Linked DNA regions of Homo sapiens: region 1 is linked to region 2. A link is an interaction called in ENCODE POLR2A ChIA-PET data of the cell type or tissue named here. Cell type or tissue: CD4-positive, alpha-beta T cell. All regions are shown on one strand. Links, peaks and the distances in the headings refer to the core of each region. The heading gives the core; the rest is flanking DNA. Region 1 has its middle 30 kb from the start of LINC02332. Region 2 has its middle 360 kb from the start of TRD-AS1.

Region 1 (2,918 bases), core at 331-2,830, 400 kb before region 2:
ACATGGTCCCCCTTGCAAAGAGCAGCTTCTGGCCATCTGAAAACCCACAGTGATCTATTGTACCACAAAAACCAAAGGATGCTTCATTTCCAAGCAGAGTACTTCTCCCAGGGTTCTTTTGCTTGGTTGAAACCTAATCTAACACTAAGCACATATTTAGCTAAACTCACGAAAAATTTTAAGCTCACGCACTCTTTGGAATGGTGGGAAACTTCAGAGACCATTTACTGTAAGCTCTCAACTTCACACATTTCTCTCCTGAGTGACCTCAGGTTTCTGAAGATCTCCAGGGAAGGTCTTGTTCACCAATTCTCATGTTCCTTTTTTTTCTTATAATTAGAGAGGTCCACCTTATATCCAAACCTAACCATTTCTCTGCCATGGCCAAAGTCCATTAAACTTGTTCACCTTTAAGTTTACCCTCAAATGAAATTTTGCATAAAATCTAACTATTAAAAATCATGAGGCCGGGCGCGGTGGCTCACGCCTGTAATCCCAGCACTTTGGGAGGCCGAGGCGGGCGGATCACGAGGTCAGGAGATCGAGACCATCCCGGCTAAAACGGTGAAACCTCGTCTCTACTAAAAATACAAAAAATTAGCCGGGCGTAGTGGCGGGCGCCTGTGGTCCCAGCTACTTGGGAGGCTGAGGCAGGAGAATGGCGTGAACCCGGGAGGCGGAGCTTGCAGTGAGCCGAGATCCCGCCACTGCACTCCAGCCTGGGCGACAGAGCGAGACTCCGTCTCAAAAAAAAAAAAAAAAAAAAAAAAAAATCATGAATCATTTGACCACCCATCTTTTTCAAGGAGATTTCACATATATTATCTCATCTGAATTTCATAGCATCCTTTGAAGTAGTCAAGGCTGGAATAATAATCTCCACATTTTAGGTTAACTGAGGCTGGGAGAGCTTGGTGATCTTCTCATGGCTGCCTAGTGAGTGAGTGGCTGAGCCGGGGTCCATACTGTTTTTTGGCTTCTAGTTGAATGCCTTAATGATTTATTTTGCACACGTTCATGTATTGATCATATTACCTTGCCTTTCAAGTATGCCTCCTTTCTTATTCTCTCCCTCAATGAAAGAGACAATACCATCAACAAAACAATAATCCCCCAAAAGAAAACCCTCCAGCTCAATTCCTTTTCAGAGCAGCGACTTTTTAATCCTCACACACTTTCTGTGAACCGGAAGATAATGGTTACCAATATTTCAGTTACATTAATTGGGAAAAATGAGGGCCAGAGGAAATAAATCAGAATAATGGTTATAGAGGCTGCAGGCTGGTACAGACAGCAATATTTTGAACCTTAGAAATTGTAAGTCCTTGCTCTGCTATTGTAACCATATTCAAATCAACTACTCTGAATAGACAGAAACGCCACGTCCAAGTTCCTCTGCCTCTTGGGAAAATCAGTTAAGAAATGTGAAGAAATAAGAAAAGTACCTTTTACTATGTGCCTTCTCTTAAGAAAATAGATTCTAGAAAATGTCAAGATGACAATATCCTTTATCCATGCTGAATTTGTACATAAGTGCATGTTTATGCATAAGAGCAACATGAAACATTTTAAAGACAAGTTTGAGACATTAATTTGGGCCAATACGGCACATTGAATTGCAAATTGATGACAAGGCTCAATTGTGGGTCAAGCCCCAGTACTCACTTGGTTTAACTAGCACCCTGGTTCCTCCTCCAAAAGTTAGCTTGTTGCCTGCAGCTTTGATCACACAATGATTTAAGGCCCAGCAAAAACCACAGGGACCAAGAAAATAACACTCAGTTGGTGCTCAACAAAGGACATTTTCTATGGTCTTGGAAAAGTGGAGGGTTTGCAATGTGCAGGGTAATCCTATCTCCTAGCACTGTATCCTCTTCATAGAGCTGGAATGCTTGCAAGTGGGCACATATTTGGGTCTAAGCCCTTCACATAGTTATTGTCTACTCTGCTTTGGGAATTCGGATCTTGCTCTGTGAATAAGGATAATATTAATAGCTCTCAACCATAACCTCATTCAGGGGCCCACTTGGCCATTTTTGTCTCACAAAGGCAATTTTCTCTGAAAACAGAAAGCCCTGTAAGCTCCAGGGAGTCTTCAGAGTAAGGCTATTCATACATTCAGAATGGAAATGCTGAATGAACACACTCATATACATGCATGCACTTGCTAACAGGGTTTCTGTATTCAATCGAGTGCCCAGGAAAGGCCCCAAAGAGAGGACGAGTACTTCAGTCCTAGGTCCTCCCAGCTGCCATATCCACTGGATACTGCGGATCAACTTTACTTTCTCAGTGAAAGTTTCAGACCCAGACTCCCTCCAGCTACTCTAGAGCCCATCCATCGGTGAGGCTAAGTGCTGAGGAAGCATGGAAACAGGCTTCTTGGGGAAAGTTTACAGAGAACCACGGAGAGGCCATTCTCAATAAGAAAGAGTGCAGCGACAGATGGAGCCTCTGACAGGGAGACGGCCAAGAGTCACAGGACCCAAGAAAAACACACCTTAGAAAGCTGGTCTAGTTTGCTTGCCCATTCTGGGTGGAGGGCCATGTCCTTCACCAAATATTGTGGGTGGACCAGAGCAGGTGTTTTAGGATGCTCACATGTTTTAGTGGGACCTCCCTTCTTTGCCTTTGGTGGGGACCATCAAGTTCTCTCTGATTCCTGGGTTCCTAAAAGGGACTTTCCATCGCCTTTGTCTCCCTCTGCTTCCTCGTCCTAATCTACCTAGGGACTGGGGTCCTCCAGGAGGGGAAGTACACATATCTCTTTAGTTTCAAGACTAAAGGAGTTAATTCATCTCCCCTTTTAATTTCTCCACAGTAATATTTTCCTGGAATAGAAAGCGACTCACTCACCAGGCCAGACAGTCAACTGAGTTCCTCTTCCAAAGTATAGCCTCCCCAGGGTTGAGCCTCTG
Region 2 (2,918 bases), core at 260-2,759:
CATGGAGGTGGGCTGGGTGGTCTTAGCATCAATTATAGTTCCTAAGGGGTCAAGAAAATCAGATTAGCTCCTGACTCTCAAACCAATGCAATTCTATGGATCAAGGATACAACACTCCCTTAACACTCCAAAACTTTTATGTCCTGCAAGAACACAAAAAATATCATTGCTGTTAATTATAAAGACCAAAGATACATGCCAATAATCAGAGACCCTCTAGGCTGTATTCCATGGGAGCTTGATTTAGTAAACCCATAGATTTCTTAAAACTGAATACTGCCAAGGGCTCTTCTGGGATTATGGTTATGATCTAGCCTGGTATGTAGATGTATGTACTTCCTAGACAAATGCACAGAACAGTTCTCAGTCATATCTAGTATGCTGGATAAAGCACAGGGAGCATAGAGGGCAAACCACCCTTCGGGGTCCCTTGTCCTCAGAAGCCCTCCCTAGGTAGACACAGAGCACTTACCAAAGGTCAGAAACACAGTTACTCTTGCCACCAGCCTCATACTTCAAGGACAAATGAGGATTGTGGACCCAGAGTTCAGTTTTTGTGTCTGATTCTAGGTTTAAAGAATTTCCAGAGAACAGAAGCAACAGCTACTAGTAAAGACTTGCAAGGAGTGCAGCTCTCATTGTGTTGTTGTCAGGATCTTGTCAGCCAATGATAGAGCAGTTGCTTTTCTATGTCTTCCTCCCCAGGTTTAGTCATGTTCCTGAGAAGACGGTGAGGATATCAACCAGACATCCTCAACTCAGGGGGTGTCTACTGAAATCATTTATGAGGTTTAAAGTCTAAGAGGCTGGCACAGAATGAGGAAAACTGATCATAAGGATGTATCTATCCAGACCTTTTCTTCCATCATTTCTTCCTCAATGTACCAAATAAAGTTTCCTCTGCTCCATGGAGCTTGTGGAAAGTGTCATTAAATCCCAGAAGCCTATAGTGAGCTCTGTGTTGTAAGGAGTTGGAAATTCCCATCTACATTCTAGAAAACGGAAGTGAAGTTCAAAAGTAGGAAGTGATGTGCTCAGGGGGAAAATAAAAATTGATAACATTGACACTGAAAGCTAAGTCTCCCCAAACTCGGGTTTTCTATAGAGGTCCCTGGAATCATGTGTTGACTGTTGTCTAAGTAGCCATTTCTCAATATATCTGTTCTTGATATAGTGACTAATGACATAAATGGTGCTGGCTCTCATCCTCCTTAAACTCATGGCCTTCATGTTCATTTCCTAATTTCTATGCCCGTGCTTATGCCTACTGTGTGCACCAAGGACACTGAGGCGGAAAGAAAAGAGACCAGGAAAAGCAAAGAAGTTTGGGGTGACGGTGGTAAGAATAGGTAAAGGAAAGGAAGAAAAAGGTGTAAGGAATAGGGGAGGTAAGAGATGATTAGGGAAGTGAAACTTGGAGAAAGCAGTGTTAAGGGAGGTGCTCTGAAAAGACTTAGTCCATCAGTGTAAGGGCCCCAGAACTTTTGAAGCCATAACACACTTAATAAGAGATCATAAAGTACAATTTGTCTAAAGAGGATAAAAGTGTATCATTTTTTTTCCTGTTTTCTGTGGAACTTTAGTGGAAAACATAAGCTTAGCGTCCCTTCTGCAAGAAAGAAACCTGAGTTTTAAGGTGAAGCAGCCCCCTCTTGTGACTGACTGACTGAATGAACTGTGTAGCTATAATCAGGCAAAAAGTCAGCCAGCAATCTTCTGACTCTTTTATCAGGTTTGAAGGTAGGTATCTTAGTTTTAATACCTCTGTACTCATCTTTGTTTTATCAGTCCTCTAACACTCCAAGAAAGGTTTTAACTATTTTTTAAATTACTTTGTTATTTCAATAATATTCCCATTATAATTCTCAATTGCTGACTTGGAGTTAATTTTTCTTTTGTTTCTAATATTCCCATAATTAAAGGCTAGTTCAAAAGCCCATACTATTCAATGTTTATAAGAGATATTGGCGGCCGGGCATGGTGGCTCACGCCTGTAATCCCAGCACTTTGGGAGGCCGAGGCGGGCGGATCATGAGGTCAGGAGATTGAGACCATCCTGGCTAACACGGTGAAACCCTGTCTCTACTAAAAATACAAAAAATTAGCCGGGCATGGTGGCAAGTGCCTGTTGTCCCAGCTACTTGGGAGGCTGAGGCAGGAGAATTGCTTGAACCCGGGAGGCGGAGGTTGCAGTGAGCTGAGATTGTGCCATTGCACTCCAGCCTGGGCGACAGAGCAAGACTCTGTCTCAAAAAAAAAAAAAAAAAAGAGATATTGGCACAGAATAAGCACTCAATAATTACTTGTTTCATGAATGCGTAGATGAGTCATAACTGACAAATTTACTGAGAGAACTTATGCTGAGCAAATCTTTAAATTATTGTCTGTGCACTCTTTCAGTTTTCTGGAATAGAATTTGAACAAAAGACTACAATGGGGTAAACACAGGGTCAGATTTGTAGGCAAAAATTCAATGATAGACAATAAATTTCCCCAACACGGGTGTGAAAAATCAAGCTACAAAGATATAGAGTAAAAGTCATAGTAATAATATTCCATTCATTTAAAAAATATTCACTAAGAGCCTACTCTGTACCAGATCACAAAGATGTAAGTTAACAGGACAGTACTGCCGAAAATATAAGAAGAAACAAGCAATTACTGAAAGTAGGGAGGACTATATCATGTTGTTACATTAACAAAGGCAGAAGAAAAGTAATTAATGCAATTTCCTTTTTTGCTTTTGGTTTGTTCGCCTTTATTTTTTGGAAGACAATTGAGGCCACTAACAGGTGATTTTTTAATGGTATTGAAAAACCATTAAGTATTTTGCATAGCTCTAAAGAATAAAAAATGTATTTGTCCAATCTACTGAGTATTCGCAGAGTATCTTACATTTTAGAAGATTACATGATCTC

What was found. Peaks named below come from ENCODE experiments on the same cell type or tissue, not always from the same donor. Only the 100,000 strongest peaks of a DNase experiment are listed, where the experiment ranks them.
Region 1: POLR2A ChIA-PET joins it to region 2 with 7 read pairs; 3 of 35 experiments call an interaction of 5 or more read pairs at or near these places.

The regions. Positions count from the first base shown.
Region 1 is chr14:22,525,654-22,528,571 of GRCh38, reverse strand. It overlaps TRA, TRAJ18, TRAJ17 and TRAJ16. Among named protein-coding and RNA genes, the nearest start is that of LINC02332, 30 kb to the left of the region's middle. In CD4-positive, alpha-beta T cell, for the core only: no CTCF peak of the experiment used is centred there; no DNase peak of the experiment used is centred there; H3K4me3 peaks cover 2,500 bases; H3K27ac peaks cover 2,286 bases.
Region 2 is chr14:22,121,121-22,124,038 of GRCh38, reverse strand. It overlaps TRA and TRAV26-1. Among named protein-coding and RNA genes, the nearest start is that of TRD-AS1, 360 kb to the left of the region's middle. In CD4-positive, alpha-beta T cell, for the core only: no CTCF peak of the experiment used is centred there; DNase peaks (open chromatin) are centred at 708 and 1,648; H3K4me3 peaks cover 1,215 bases.